Linked DNA regions of Homo sapiens: region 1 is linked to region 2. A link is a loop called in an ENCODE intact Hi-C map of the cell type or tissue named here. Cell type or tissue: GM12878. All regions are shown on one strand. Each heading gives the region's core, and the rest is flanking DNA. Links, peaks and the distances in the headings are about the cores only.

Evidence for each region. Hi-C counts contacts between places; a loop is a spot of excess contacts. Peaks named below come from ENCODE experiments on the same cell type or tissue, not always from the same donor. Only the 100,000 strongest peaks of a DNase experiment are listed, where the experiment ranks them.
Region 1: it touches region 2 in a loop (3.0-fold over the local background); 31 of 110 quality-filtered maps call a loop at or near these places.

The regions. Positions count from the first base shown.
Region 1 is chr6:134,878,221-134,886,560 of GRCh38, reverse strand. It overlaps LOC101928277 (a long non-coding RNA gene), which reads left to right and starts at 7,197. Exons shown (of 5, transcript XR_001744364.2): 1 at 7,197-7,279. In GM12878, for the core only: a CTCF peak has its summit at 3,917 (motif pointing right); no DNase peak of the experiment used is centred there.
Region 2 is chr6:134,637,136-134,645,475 of GRCh38, reverse strand. No RefSeq gene overlaps it. Among named protein-coding and RNA genes, the nearest start is that of LINC03002, 100 kb to the right of the region's middle. In GM12878, for the core only: a CTCF peak has its summit at 4,348 (motif pointing right); a DNase peak (open chromatin) is centred at 4,355; H3K27me3 peaks cover 196 bases.

The sequences.
Region 1 (8,340 bases), core at 181-8,180, 240 kb before region 2:
TGTCACTGGCAACATGAGCCCAGGGCTGCCTACTCTCAGATTTATTGTTATGTGAGAAAAATTAAACTCGTGTGTTTAGGTTTTTGTGCTCAAATTTTTCTGTTACTTGCTGCCAAAAGCATCCCTAACTGATATAGTATGCCTGTCAGATTTTCAAATGTTTGGAAACTGAGAAGAAGTGTAAACATATGTGCTGACAGAATGTAAATTTAAAAAGTATATCCTTTGATTTATTTATCCACCAAATATTAAATACTTTCCAGGTACAAGATCTAGTGCTAGGTCTGGGCTGAAATGCTGTCAAAAAAATAAAACACTAAAGGGAGTAACAAAAACATGCCACATTTAGGTTCAGCACAGTTAAGTGCACAAGTGTAGGACTGAAGTAACCTTGTTTACTTGAGTATCTAATAAAAAGATCCTCCCCCTTGTCCTGCACAGACACAGACTGAGCACACTTACAGGCTCTGCTCTGTGAACCAAAGCAGGGAGATGTTATCATCCTCTTCAATACTCTGATTTTTAGGACACTTTTAAGGCAATGTGCTCAGTAATGCTGGCCCCTGTATGTAGAAGGACATTGACAAAATGGACAATCTGGAATGGCTGTGGTGATCTAACCTTTGGAGGAAAAACGGGTGTTGAGATATGTGTAATCATATGTGATATGTGTAATCATATCTGATACCTACCTCTGGGGGTTTGCAAGTCTTTGGATAGTCCACTTAGCACAGGAGTGACCTCACATTATTGAACCCAACGCTGAAGTTGGAAGGCTATTTAAAAAGTTGTTGCACAAATTCTTACTGTCCTGAGAGGAAGATGATTTCTAAGTCTCCCTCCTGCCCAAACCTTTATAATGAAAGAAAATTAAATAATTAGTCAATCAATTAATTCATTATTTATGCATTATTTGCAATGTGAAACAATGTCTAACCAATTCTTTTCCCAATTCTTTTCTCAATTCTTATTCTTCTAGATGTCTCGGGGGTCTTTAAAACACTGTCAATGCTTCTCTTAGGCTTTGGGTCAGAATCCTTCTCTTTAGCTTTTTTTTTTTTTCTTCCTTTTCATTTTCTTTCCATGTGACCATTCCCTTGGTTAATATAGAGAATTATTATTTTTTGTATTTTTTATTGACATATCACAATTGTATATATTTTGGGGGTATATGTAATATTTTGATACATGCATACAATGTGTAATGATCAAATCAGGATAATTGAAATATCAATCACCTCAAACATTTATCATTTCTTTGTGTTGAGAACATCCAAAATCTTCTCCTCTATTTTGAAATATACAATAAATTATTGTTAACTATAGTCGTCCTACTGTGCTATTGAACACTAGAACTTATTCCTTCTATCTAATTGTATGTTTATATGCATTAACCCCCCTCTCTCCATCTCCCCTCCTCTACACTCTTTCCAGCCTCTGGTAACCATCATTCTGTTCTCTACCTCCATGAAATCAACTTTGTAAGCTCCCATATATGAGTGAAAACGTGATATTTGTTTTTCTGTGCCTGGCTTATTTCGCTTAACATAATGACCTGCAGTTCCATCTGTGATGCTGTAAATGACAGGATTTCATTCTTCTTTATGGCTGAATAATATTCCATTATGTACATGTACCACATTTTCTTTATCCATGCATTCATTGATGGGCATTTTAGTTGATTCCATATCTTGGCTATTGTGAATAGTGCTGCAATAAACATGGGAATGCAGAAATTTCTTTGATTACTGATTTCCTTTCTTTTGAGTATATACGCAGCAGTGGGATTGCTGGCTAATATGGTAGTTCTGTTTTTAGTTCTTTGAGGAACCTCCATACTGTTTCCCATAATGGCTGTACTACTTTACATCCCTACCAACAGTGTCAGAGCGTTCCCCTTTCTCAACCTCACTGGCATTTGTTAATTTTTGTCTTTTTGACAACAGTCATTCCAACTGGGGTAAGATGTTCTCTTGTTGTGGTTTTTGATTTGCAGTTACCTGATGATTAGTAGTTTGAGCATTTTCTCATACACCTGTTGGCCGTTTACATGCCTTCTTTTAAGAAACGTCTATTCAGATCTTTTGCTTATTTTTTTAATTGGATCATTTTGGGGGTTTTTTCTTGTTTTGTTTGCTTGTTTGTTTTTTGCTATTGACTTGTTTGAGTTTCTTGTATTTTCTGGTTATTTATCCTTGTTGAATGGACAGCTTGCAAATATTTTCTCCCATTCTGTAGGTTGTCTCTTCACTTTTTAAAATGGTTTCCTTTGCTGTGCAGAAGCTTTTTAGCTTGAGGTAATCCCATCTGCCTATTTTTACTTTGTTGCCTGAGCTTTTGAGGTCTTAATCAAAAACCCTTTGCCCAGATCAATGTCCTGAAGCATTTCCCCAAAGTTTTCCTCTAGCAGTTTCATAGTTTTTTAGCTCTTACATTCATGTCTTTAGAATTATTTTAAATTGGCCAGGCGCGGTGGCTCACACCGGTAATCCCAGCACTTTGGGAGGCTGAGGTGGGCAGATCACGAGGTCAGGAGATCAAGACCATCCTGGCTAACACAGTGAAACCCCATCTCTACAAAAAATACAAAAAATTAGCCGGGCAGGGTGGCGGGCACCTGTAGTCCCAGCTACTCAGGAGGCTGAGGGAAGAGAATGGCGTGAACCCAGGAGGCAGAGGTTGCAGTGAGCCTAGATCCCGCCACTGCCCTCCAGCCTGGGCGACAGAGCAAGACTCTTTCTCACAAAAAAAAAAAAAAATTATATTAAGTTAGAGTATATTGTTTGATACAAAAAAGTATCAAAGAGCCAGATTTCTCTGCTGCTTTTACATACACATTTGTGACCTTGAAAATCCTCTTTCTACCACTCTGCCTTTTACACATTCAGGGCATCTTTTCACATCTTAGAATCATTCCTTCCTGCATGTGATTGCCAGGTGAGTCTTCTTAAGACACAGTTCTTATCACTTTATTTTCCTTCCCAGAAATCTTCAATGCTTTTCAATTGCTTACAATAATAAGCTCAAACTTCCTTATCCTTGCATTTACAGAATCATCATGTCTCAGCTTCCTTTTCCTGCCTTATCTCAAACTATTCTCCTAAAAATTCCTACTCAGGTTAAATTGATTTTCCTGGTGTTTCTCAAGCACATTTCATTTTTTTCTTATCAAAAACGTTTAACATGTTCTTGGTCTCCATTTTTTGGTGCTTACTTCAGTTTTTCTTATTATCCATGAATTTCATCAAAATTCTTGTTATTTTTTCACATGTGGCTCAAGAAACCCTTAAATTCTTTCTGCCCCCAGCCAGAAATACTGGCTCTCAGAGTAGCCATTGGTCTATACCACTCTTGAACATACTTTATTTGTTTAATAGCGTGATTATTAACTTTTATAATTACTATTTATCTTTGTATACTTTAATGCCAAGTCTCCAAAACAAGAGATCAGGAACATATCTTACATTTCTCCATACATCTTTCAGTACACAAAATGTCCCGTGTTTAACAGAACTCAGTAAATACATGTGGCTAAATTCTAGAGCTGGAAGGAGACTTGGAGGTCTGGGAAGCTGATGAGTTGGGTGGCTGTTTAATGAAGCCTGAACTAAGGGAGACTTCAGCCCTGTGATCCTAGCTGTGTCCTCTAAATAACAGATTTTGACTAACTGGCTTTTACTAGCACATATCATTGAGTCTGATTTATAAAGAAAGATGTATAGCATGGGTGAATAGTTTGAAGCAAAAATAAATCTAAAACATGGCTAAAATTAACCTGCGGAGAAATCTTTCCGCAGTTTGGTGGTCTTGAAAACTCAGCTTTTGATTAAGATTAATGTTCCTGATTTCATATTCAGTAGAAACCCAGGCTGACGATTCGTCATTTCACTTATCACATGCAACACCACTGCATCCCAGCAGGTGACGCTGCTTCTCTGCAGAATATTTTTCCTGGCGCTTAACAGCCTTTCCAATTCTCACAAGCTCTGCTCCTGCAAAGGCCTGACCCAGAAAAGCAATTTTAATCTTTTACGTCAGTAGAAATAGGAATCGCTTATATTTAGTACATATTCCTTGCTAGACACGCGTTTCAAAGAGCCAGTTTTGGTTTGTTTTCCTTTGAATATTTCAGACCTTGGAAGACTTGGGTCTTCCCTGAGCCCTTCCCACATCAAGGAGGTCTTTCAGGTACTATCATCAACTGAGACTGAGAGGGCTTGAGTAGGTTTCGAATCCCACCCCTTCTTTCCACATGCGAGCATCTTGAAGCCCAGATCCCCTGTCAATGTCATTCATAAAGTCAAAGGCAGAGCCAGGGGTCAAACTCCTCTCAGTCATCATCACTGTCCCACCCTGTCTTGGCCCTTACCCCGCTCAACAGAACGGGGCATGCTGCACCCTAAACTGTAATGTGACAAAAGCCAACACTGGTCTCAGTCCAAGAAGCCACTCTCCGAAAACAAGAGAGCTTTGGTAACATCATTGTGTGTGTGTGTGTGTGTGTGTGTGTGTGTGTGTGTGTGTGTTAGTGTTAGGGATTCTCTTTGTCTCATTCCTCTCTGTAGCATCTGGTCTGTGATATTCTCTTTGTCTCATTCCTCTCTATAGCATCTGGCCTGTGATAAGCCCTCAACAAGGAAGGAAAGGAAGAAGGGGGAGTGTGTTATGGGCTGAATTGTGCCCCCCACAAATTCATAGGTTGAAGTCAGCCCCTGTATCTCAGAATGTGACCTTTAAAGAGGTGATTAAGTTAAAATGGGGCTTTTAAGGTGGGTCCTCATCCAATCTGACTGGTGTCCTAATGAGAGAGGAGATCAGGACATGAGGAGAGACACAGGTTTTCACAGAGGCAAGACCCTGTGCAGTCAGCAAGAGGGCTGCCATGTGCAAGCCAAGGAAAGAGGCCTCAGAGGAAGCCAACCCTGCTGGCACCTTGATTGTGGACTTCCAGCCTCTAGAACTGTGAGAAAATACATTTGTGTTGTTTTAGCCACTCAGTCTGTGGTATTTTATTTTATTTTATTTTCCTTTATTTTATTTTATTTCATTTCCTGAGACGGATTCTCACTCTGTTGCCCAGGCTGGAGTGCAGTTGTGTGATCTCAGCTCATGGCAGCCTCTGCCTCCTGGGTTCAAGCAATTCTTCTGCCTCAGCCTCCCAAGTAGCTGGGATCACAGGCATGCACCACCATGCCCGGCTAATTTTTGTATTTTTAGTACAGACGAGGTTTCACCATGTTGGCCAGGATGGTCTCAAATTCCTGACCTCAAGTGATTCGTCTGTCTTGGCCTCCCAAAGTGCTGGGATTACAGGCGTGAGCCACCGTGCCTGGCCTGTGGTATTTTTTTATGGCAGCCCAAGAGAACTAATATAGGAGAGAGGGAAGAAAGGAAAGAAGAGAGGAGAGGAGGGGAGGAAGGGAGGAGAAAAGAGGGGAGGAAGGAAGGAAGGAAGGAAAAAGAAGGGAGGAAAATAAGGAAGAAAGAATAGGAGAACAAAAGCAAAAGAGGGAGGGAGGAGCTTGGTGACTTGTAGCAACTCCTAATAACCAGTGACATCTGGTAGATCTGGAGATGATTCAACTCGGTTTAGAGCACTCTTATAAATAAGATATAAAACACTTTCTGACCAACTGAATTATTTCGTTAGCTCTTATTTCCTCCTATTTCCACTCAGACAATAAGTTAAAAAATGAATTCAGTGGCTTGTGTATCTGGGTGTGAATAAATCTTCACCTGCCACTTGGATGAGATCTGGCAGCAGCGGGCAGACATCATGGCAGCTCCCTGCATTTCCTCTGCTGACATCGTGGAAACTGCCCATTTAGGAGGGCAGATGGAACGTGGAAGTTTTTGGGAACAAGTCTATATTCACAGTCAGAAAAATTCCAGGAAATCCAAACACATGGTTTTATTAGATTCATGTCTAGAATGAGAATTATTACTCTAAGTAGAAGCAGAGCCTAAGAGGCTGTGGCCCCAGACAGGAAGTATAGCCTCTCCTATTTCTGACTCAAACATGAATTATTGGCTTTTCTTTCTTATGATACATCTAATTTTACAGGCAAAGCCTAAATGACCTGAGTTTTAGTTCTGTAATTTTCCTTCAGACCCGGTTCCTCCATGGGGCAATGTCTTATGCTGTGGATCTCACTTGACCTCCTTAACCGCCCCCCAACTCACCTGTCCTATGTCCCATTCCCTCTGGATCTCGAGAGTTGGTGAAATACATTGATCTGAACTGATGTGATAATTCATGTCTTAGAGAACCTATTTGATTATTACCACAGATCTCCCGGAAATATAACACTTTAGCTCGGGAGTTAAATCCATTCCACCAGTGGAGATTTCTAAGGGAGGTCCCTTTGTATCACTTCTGGATTCCATTTGGTTTCCTGCCAGTCATACCACCTGGGCACCCATATGGTTTCGCAAATGAAGGAAGAGATTGCATAAGAAAAATCGTTCATTTAGTAAGCACAATTGAGACCCTACTAGGTGCCAGGCACTGTGTTGTCAGGAGCTGAGGCACAAAGACCAAGCAAAAATAGGTCTGCTCCTTGAGGGAAGAGACAGACTTTTTACTGCAGAGTGTTGAGTGGTGGGATTGGGCGGCTGTCTTAGGGGGAGAAAAGGATGGATATCAGGGTTTTTAAAGAGGTAGATTGCAACAAATGGTAGCTGCCCAATGCCAATGGAGAGGGAGAGGACAGAATCAAAGATGACTTCCAGTTTTATTTTGGAAACCAGGTGGATAGAATAATGTAGCTATATAGGGAAAATCATAGTTACACAAAAGCAAGTGTGTGTGCGTGTGTATGCACGTCTATGCTTGTGTGAGAAAATGTGAATATGTTGGAGAATGGGATGGTATATTTTCAGTTTAGAAGACTAATAGCTTTTTTTTTTTTTTTTGAGATGCAGTCTTGCTCAGTCACCCAGGCTGGAGTTCAGTGGTGCAATCTTGGCTCACTGCAAGCTCCACCTCCCAGGTTCACGCCATTCTCCTGCCTCAGCCTCCAGAGTAGCTGGGACCACAGGTGCCTGCCACCATGCCTGGCTAATTTTTTTTTTTTTTTTTGTATTTTTAGTAGAGACAGGGTTTCACCGTGATAGCCAGGATGGTCTCGATCTCCTGACCTTGTGATCCGCCTGCCTCGGCCTCCCAAAGTGCTGGGATTACAGGCGTCAGCCACCACACCCGGCCAGAAGACTAATAAGTTTAAGCCTAAAAAAATGTAAGCCTCAGGAGACCTCATTGGTACCAACCAGAAATACAGTACGTATCACCCTCTTTAACGTAGCCTTACAATTTTAATCATTAAGAGACTAGGCTTGTTTTTTTTGTCCACTCTGTATGAGGTCAAATATGCACAGTTCTTTCATTTCAAGCTCTTATAACTAAGAAAAACTGTACAGATAAGGACTGTAAGAACAACTGTGCACACACGTAATTTGAATTTCATGCAATTTTCAGGTCATAAAACTTTTTTTTTTAAGCATTAAATAATGGAATATTCATTCTTGGGTCATGGGTTGTACAGAAACAGTCAGTGGGCCAGATCTGGCATAGGGGCTATAGTTTGCTCACCTCTGCTATAAGACCATGGTTAGAAGTAATGTGTTTTCTAACAGCAATAGAAATTTGTTAAAGGGGTTTAAGGAGGTCTTGGGGGAGATTTGTGACATAATTTTATTCATTTGTAAAATGAATGAAATTTAAGAATATTTATGAAATTCTTTTTTTTAAAAAATAATTTCAACTTTTATTTTAGATTCAGGGGTTACATGTGCAGGTTTGTTACCTGGGTATATTGCATGATGCTGAGGTTTGGGATATACTTGATCCCACCACCCTATAAAATTGTTTTCCAAAATGACTTTGAAGACTGTATGGAGGAGGAATGTGAGGGGCTATGTGTGAAAACAGAGAGGCACCTTAGGAGTTTGGAGTGTGAAAACAGAGAGGCACCTTAGGAGTTTGGAGCAGTGGTCCGAGTGGCTGGGTGAGGGTGTGGTGGGATCTATGGAGCGTAAGCAGGGCAGCTGCCTGCCTGCAGAGAGAACTAACAAGGGCTCAAATCCCACCCTGCATCAGATTCGGGCTGGGTCTTTCTACACATCTCTTTATTGAGGCCAACTGCAAATCTCCACATTTCCTCGAACATTCCTATTTTCAGCTTTCTAGATGCCTGAAATTCTTGCCTTGCTAGTCCCATATTTCTGTAATGAGCATTGTCCCCAGAAAGCTCTTGTCACCTAGGAGATTGATATACTCACAAACTGAAAGAAGCAAATTGTTTGCCACCTATAATTTGTCAGATAATTTGGCTTTAATAC
Region 2 (8,340 bases), core at 28-8,027:
AAGCCATCACAATTCATAAGTTTTCACTTGTTGAAACATCCATAAGTCTAAATCTAGGTTCTAGGTCTACAAACTACTTGTGAATGTAGAGTCTTAGTAATCAGAGCAAAGCACTGTGACCCCATTCATCCATAATATCAGAGAGTAAGGACTCTTTTTTCTTTTTTTTTTTTTTTTGAGTCTTGCTGTGTTACCCAGGCTGGAGTGCAGTGGCGTGATCTTGGCTCACTGCAACCTTTTCTCCAAGTTTCAAGTGATTCTCCTGCCTCAGCCTCCCAAGTAGCTGGGATTATAGGTGCCTGCCACTACACCTGGCTAATTTTTTATATTTTTAGTAGAGACAGGGTTTTGCCATGGCCAGGCTGGTCTCAAATTCCTGACCTCAGGTGATCCACCTGCCTCGGCCTCCCAAAGTGCTGGGATTATAGGCATGAGTCACCGTGCCTGGTCGAGTAAGGACTCTTAAAGAAAAGGAACACACCTGACTGACTCACCTTGCCCCACCTGTGCCTTGTAACCCAGAGCTCTGCCCACACATGAGTTTCTAATGACCTGGGTGCAGCAAGAGCTCTGCCCTGCTTTTGATGATCAAGGACCCAGTGACTTACAGGGTTGGACATATTCTGACAAGGCACCAGTCTTGACATTGTTCCTAGATAATCTCAAATACTTGGGCCATTCCTTTTAAATTTAGTAACCACATATCCCTTGTGAGGACACATAAACTTTGCCTTTGTGTGTGTGTGTGTGTGTGTGTGAGAGAGAGAGAGAGAGAAAGAGAGAGCTGCGTGATAATTATGGATGTCAGTTTCACTTTGACATTTGGGAACGAAGTGTTTCTACTGGTGAAACTCAAAATTTTGCTTTTATAACAAATACATTCATTATATAAACTCTAAAATACATCAGAAATATTTGGTCATTAAATGATTCACTACTTTTTTTTTTTTGAACCACTCCCCCAGGGAAAGAAAGAACATACTCAGTTTATTTTCTTTTTCCTGGGAGTAGCCCAGTAGAAAATCTGTGTATGGTGGACACACTCATGTGTAAAGAAGTGAAAACTTTAATATTTATCTCCCAACCTGTACCCTATACTTTCTGGGTGGACTCAGGTTTGCCTGCCTTCCTCTATTACACACACCCTCAGAGTTTGAGCTTGCAATGAGTAAAGTAGAAGAAGATGAACCTGAGATTCTTATTTAATTAATTTGAGTGCATTCTCTATCTATGTTCTTCCTTCTTACAAGGAAGCAGCTACACAGAAACATTATAACGATTATATGAAAATAAATGAGTTTAGTAAATGCATATTCCAGTCTAAGCCTTCATTAGCATGGAGCTATTCTAAGCTGAATGGGTTTCTTTGCATTTTTAAACCAGGGTTTCATGCTGAATATTAATATTATGGAACAGTTCCTGGGAAATTACACAGGAGCAAATCTGCTCTAATATTCAATATTTTATGGAAAGCCTGTGTTTAACTTTTTTTTTTGAGGTGAAGTCTTGTTCTGTCTCCCAGGCTGGAGGGCAGGGGTGCAATCTCCACTCACTGCAACTTCCACCTCCCGGGTTCAAGCGATTCTCCTGCCTCAGTCTCCCGAGTAGCTGGGATTACAGGCATGCAGTGTGCCACTACACCTGGCTAATTTTTGTATTTTTAGCAGAGACGGGGTTTTGCCATGTTGGCCAGGCTGGTCTTGAACTCCTGGCCTCAAGTGATGCTCCTGCCTCAACCTCCCAAAGTGCTGGCATTACAGGTGCAAGCCACTGTGACCAGCCTTGTATTAAACTTTTTACTCTCATTTACAAAGCCCTGCATGAGCAAGCCTTGGTCTCGGGGGTTTACCTTATTTTTGACCTCCTTGTCTCCTGGCCTTCTCTCCAGGCATACTGGCTTTCTTTCTTTTCCAACTCACCAAGCTGGTTCCCACCTCAGGTTCTTCGCAATTGCTGTTCTCCTTGCCTGCACTACTCTGCCCTGAGACCTTTGCATGCCCAGTTCCTCCTAAGTGTATTATCATCTTCTTAAGAGGCTGGGTGGCCCACCCTGACGACACTATCCATCCATAGTGCTGCTCAGTACAAAAAGGTAAAGAACAAGTGTGAGTGCAATTTTAGATGCTCAAGTAGCCACAGTGAAAGCACATAAAAAGAGGTTAAATCCTTCTTCATGATATTTTTATTTAATCCAGTATATCTAAGATATTTTCAACGATTAGTATAAAAATGTTAATGAGATAATTTTCTATTCTTTTTCTCATACTAAGTTTTTGAAATTCAGTTCATCTCTTACAGCACATCTCAACATGGACTGGACACATTTCAAATACTCAGGAGGCACATATGGCTAGTGGCAACTGTATTGGACAGCACAGATCTAAAACAAACCCTCACCTCCAGCCACTCTCAATCACATCGCCCTGCTTTATCATGATTGTAACGCTTATTAGTGTTTGAAATTACCTGGCTTATTTACTTGAACATTATTCCGCCTTGTTCTCTATCTGTACCCTGCCCATGAAAAGTAAAGTCCAAAAGACCAAGGGCTTCATTTTATTCTTTGTTGTGTTTTCAAAGCTTAGTATATTGCGAGTTTTCAATAAATATTTATTGAAAGTTAAATGAATGAGAAACAAATGTAATGTTAAAAACAGTGGAATCTGTATGTGGCTTTTACTGTTTCAGTTTTCCCTCCCTTGTGCGATATTTCAGATAGATGATGAAATGATAATATCAACCCCACAAGTGTTACTCCCCTTCCTCTCCATTTCCATGTCCCAGTGTAACTATTGGGCATTGTCTGTGTCCTATATTTTTTCTGGTATGAATTGACTTATAAAGAGAAAGCATTTTCTGATCTACTTTAGACCTAGTCTCAAGTTAGCATTCAACTCACACTAAGCAGGGAAAAAAAACAAACATCTGGACTTTCTCTTCTTTCTTCCATTAACCATTACAAGATTTTTTCAGACAGTAGTCAAGCTGTAACTTGTATTTATTATCTTTTTAGCCAATGGGAGGAAAACCAGGATCTGTGATCAGTTGCAGGCCTTGGAAACTTCCAAGACACCCAGAGTCCTGGGAATTTCCCTCCATTGCCGCTCTGGAGCTGACCCAGGCTTGCCTGCTACTGCGGCTGTATGTCACAGTAGGCAAGGGTTCCAGATCTGTCTGTGCTTATTGCCTCCATCTGTAAAGAATAAACTACAATTATTGCTTATTCCAATATAAGGCTATAGAGAAAATAACAACAGAGTACTTTATGCCCAGTAATGAAAAGCATTGTTCGTGGCCCTACAAAGCAATGGGCATTGCCTTAGTAATTAAGCTTATGTTCCATGCACAGATACTACAATTAAAAACTTTCAGAGTCTTGGAGGGTGGATCCATACTATAGGCAAAGGATAAAAAATAAGTAGGATTTGAAAAGCATGCTTACTCTTTGTAAACTTAGAGAACTTTGAGAAAAGAGAAAAGTTTCTGCAAGCTAGTTTTGGCATTTAATTACATTAGCGTACAACTATTCCTTGGTGAGACAGAATGAAGAGAACCTTGACCCAATTCAGTCCCACCCCTTCCCTATCTTCTCCTCTCTTCTTCCCCTGGTTATCTTTGAAATTATACTCCAGGATAAGCCTGGCTTTGGTTTATCTGCAAACAAAAGGGCTGTCAAATTTAAGAATGTTATGTTTTCGCTTCAGAATTCATTCATTCATTTAAAAATTATGTTGTACACCTATGGGAAATGCAAATGTAAATAAGACCTTAGAGGGGCTTACATTTTAGCAGATTGTACATTCATTAAACAATTTAGTTATTCAATTACAATCGTAATGGGTGCCTTGAAGGAGAAGAATCAGGTGGTATGAGAAGATTTAAGGAAGTCCTGATTGAGACTTTCCTGTGAAGGTGGCCCTTCAGCTACATTCTGAAGGAGAGATACGATTTAGGAGATGAAGGGGGTGAGGAAGTTTTTAGGCAGAGAGAGAAGCACATGTCAGTGTGTTGAGTCAGGGAATAACCTGGCATAATCAAGAGACCCAGACATGGCCAGGGTGGACCAGCCAGCACCCCAGAGGGCTCCCAGATGAGAGGCTAATGAAGCAACAAGAGCCAGAGCCCAGAGCCTCTGCCATTCTCCCCAGTGGTGCTTCCTGTTACAGAATTGAGAGATCCTCTTCATTCATTTCCCTGACACTTGCATATTTAGGAGGTATCTGACATGTGACGCACTGAAAAGTTGTGGCTTTGCTCATGTGCTATAAGCAGTAGAGACACAATTCCTTCTGCTTCTGTCTGGAACATATCTCAGCTGACTCATCTGCTGCAGTAGCAGACAATGAGCACCAGGGGGCAGAAAGCATTCTTCTGTGTTTGCTCTGGTAGACCACAAAATGGTGAAATGTGCACTCACTTTGACCTAAAGTATTAAACAAGGAATTAGCTACTACCATGATTGGAGGTCATTGCCTTTCTAATCTTACCCAAGCATTACACAAGAAACCAACAAAACTCTTGGTGAGTTTATTGAGTATGATTTAATTCACTCTGAATTAAACCAGGAAGCGTAACTAACATGTCTTAATGAAGCTGTGACTGTCACATGATGATGGTTTAGAAAGAAGAGGGCCATTTGAGGGGATGTCTCAAAATATTGTACTAGGGAAACAAGGAAGGACGAACCATAGAAGCACAGTCTTCAGCTGTCTTCCAAGACTGTTTCCAGGTAGAAATGAGAGGTGGAAACCGTAAGAGAGGTGCAGAAGGTCTTAAATATGTAATTGGGTAGGTCAATGCAATTTGAGAGTTGATAAGCTATTAATACGAAGACAATGTGACTTTTGGCAGCTATGTTTCCAACAAATGATTACCTCTGGGGAAAACCGATAAATAAACAAGGCTTCTCATTACAACAAATTGGTCATGGATTGGGTGGTATTAACCTCACACTAATCATGTCTTACTGATTGATGCAGATGGAAGTCTCATGCCAGTCACGAGTCAAACCAAATAATTAGCAGATGTCACCAATGCCGATCTGCTGATGTCTAAAAATGGAACAAGTGAATCAGCAAACTATTTAGGAAAGTAAGGCTATGCCAACCATTCTGTCATTAAGAGCCTTGTAAGGGCAATATGGTCTATGTGTCATCAGGGTCCCTCAGCGTGACCATGAAAAAGAAAATGGATACCTATATGCTAAACATAACTATAACCATTGACTATGTGTATAAATACCATATTATGTAGATTATTTTTAAAGTCTCAAAAAGTACTTAAAACTAATTACTAGGACAATGCCTCCCTGTTATTATTGTTATTGTCACTGTCATCATCAAAAGCAAATGGCACTGGTTAAAGTGAGGCATGATCTTTTTTCTCTGGAAGTACATACTTTGATAATAAAATACTAATACACATGAATGTAAGAAATATATAAGTAAATATACATGGAGCTAATATAGAAAAGCCTAACACAGGCATCACTGAAATAAGAAAGGAAAGTTTGATTTACTGAAACTTAATAGACATACTTATGTGACAGTTATTATGCTGGGCACTTTATAAACATTGCTATATTTATATTTCATAGCAATCCTGTGGAGTTGGGTTTACCATTACCTTCATTTTACAATAGACTTGGGAAAGTGGAGTAATTTGTATAGCAAGTGGCAGAGTCAAATATGGAAACAAGTCTGTCCGTAGGGACCTTTGTTAATATTGGTCACCCAACATCCATCTCCACTTCCTATCAACATCTTCCATTTCCTTTGGAGGATTTGCTTTTCCCCCATTGTGGAGAGTTCTAGTAGATCAGAAAATTCAGATAATCTGTTCTTCCTCAATGAAAGTAAAGAGTAGCCTCTGGACAGATTCTTTCTGTTGAAAGGATCTGGAGGGAAGGCCTTCTAAGATCTAAGCCTGGTCAACTGGACTTTCAACCCAGATACAAGGAGGGAAGAAACTGTTCCTGCCAAAAGTCTCTTTCCTTGTTCCTATTCTACTTCTGGAACTGCTCCTTCAGACTTCCATTGATTTGGTGTGTTGTGGTCACCAATATCCTTCTAATAAATTGAATCATAGTTGCCCATACCAAAGAACCTAATGCCTCAAAGTAAATTCACTTTCAACCCCTCCAAACTTCAATCGTGCCAAGAAAATACAATATTTTTAATCTCTATTTCAAATACTGAAATAACTTCACAAATAATAGGTTAGGTAGAAGTCTTTGTCACAAATAGAATAATTTGCAAATCAAAGCAATGTTAACCTTTGTTTTCATCGCAATCATTATTTTTGTGTAAATTCAATACATGGAGTTGGTTATATCTATGTAACAATAGCTTATCTTTTAGGTAGATTAGAATTTTTTCTAAGACTACCATTTATACTTTTTTCTTTTTCTTTTTCTTTTTTTTTTTTTTTTTTGAGATGGAGTCTCACTGTGTCACCCAGTCTGGAGTGCAGTGGCACTATCTCGGCTCACTGCAATGTCTGCCTCCCAGACTCAGGTGATTCTCGTGCCTCAGCCTCCCGAGTAGCGGGGACTACAGGCGCCTGCCACCACACTCAGCTAATTTTTGTATTATTATTATTTTTTTAGTAGAGACGGGGTTTCATCATGTTGGTCAGGCTGGTCTCGAACTTCTGACCTCAAGTGATCCACCTGCCTTGGCCTTCCAAAGTGCTGGGATTACAGGTGTGAGCCACTGCCCTGAGACCATTTATACTCTTTTCTGACATGATTCCTTCCCTTTGTAATACAAAAGTAAACTCCAGCTGCTTACTGTGTCTAGATAGGCCAATTCTGAATTTGTAGGTAATTCACAGTAATTGCTCTTATTAACTGAATTCTTACCAAGTGTTACAAACTATGCTGAACTCTTCCCATACAGTAATTGTGTGTGGTAAATGTTATTATCCCATCTCACACAAGAAGCTGAGGCTTGGAGAAATTAACTGACTTTCAAACAGTAACATATCTAAGAAATCATAAAGCCAGCCCTTGAACCTGGTCTGCTGAGCTCAAAACTTAATATATTCCTACTAGGTTATTCTGCTCAGCTGTTCTACTGAAGGTAGGGTTCTTGCTCTTCACCATAGCCATTTAAGGTGGGCCTCATTGTCCCAAATTCACAGAGAAGAAAATCATGACCAAGAAAAGTGAAGTGTCTTGTCACAAGCACACTGATTGTAGCTGAGTCAGTTTTCAAGAAAGAGGTCTTTGTCATTTTAAAACTGCCACTACACTGAGCTACCTGCTTGGGAGGTTTCAGGGTCTGTGGATTAAGTAAAATCACCATCACAGCATGTTTATAAAATGAGTAGGATTCGCCCAGTGCATTGCATGTTTCTAAGAATGCACTTTTATCAATGCTTTTAAGTCACTAGGGCACAACAGTAGATGCTCAATAAATATGTGCTGACTCAATAGAACTGAACTGTTAAAACATTAGTTCTCCTCTAATAGGCTTGGCAAAACAGCATTCTGGAGTGAGAAGGGATTTGAAAGGTAACTTTTCTCCATTATTTTATCCCAGTGAAGATACTAAGGGCCAAAATTTGCTCAAGGTCACAGAATTTCTGAGTCTCAAATGAGGAACTAGAGTGCAGGTCTTTAGATTCTCAGGTGAATGCTTTCTCCACCACAGGATACTTCCTCCCTGGGTACAATTTAAATGGAAAGCACAGACTAGTTTAAGAGAATATCAGTGGCCTGATTAGACAGTGAAGTTTCAATTCTTGCAAAAGTATTTTTATGTGAGGGCATTTGCCTACTGAACAGATCCTAGGTATATGGAATTAAATGCATTTTAGGATTGCCTAATTTGGAGAGTAAGTGCTTGATGGAAAAATAATGAAATTTTAGCAGACAAGGAGACAGTGTGATGGCGGTGGTGGGAGCAGAAGAAATGTGGGCTGCCCACTCGCACTTCTACCTCTAAACATTCTCTAAAGCTGCGAGGTATTCCTCTTGTGCTCAGCTCACTAAGTGATCGCCCCCTCTTCTCTCCTTCCCCCTGCTAAATAATCTTAAGGAGATCTTGATTGGCAGCTTGCTTTAGTCTACCCACACAGTACGAGGAGCTCTCACTCCCATCCCTAAAACACACTTTCTCAGCCCTCATATTTCATGTATCTTATTTTTCATTGCTCACTCACATTTAGATAGGAGTTTTGGCAATTCCTAAAGGACTGTGTCTTAGTTTTTTTTCCATATATCACCAACACTGTGAAATACAAAGCTGAGGATGAAGGGAAAGTAGACAACACAGGCCCACAAAACAGTAAAGCATCAAAATTTGCTCTTTCCATTTTGTTATTAGTATTATGATT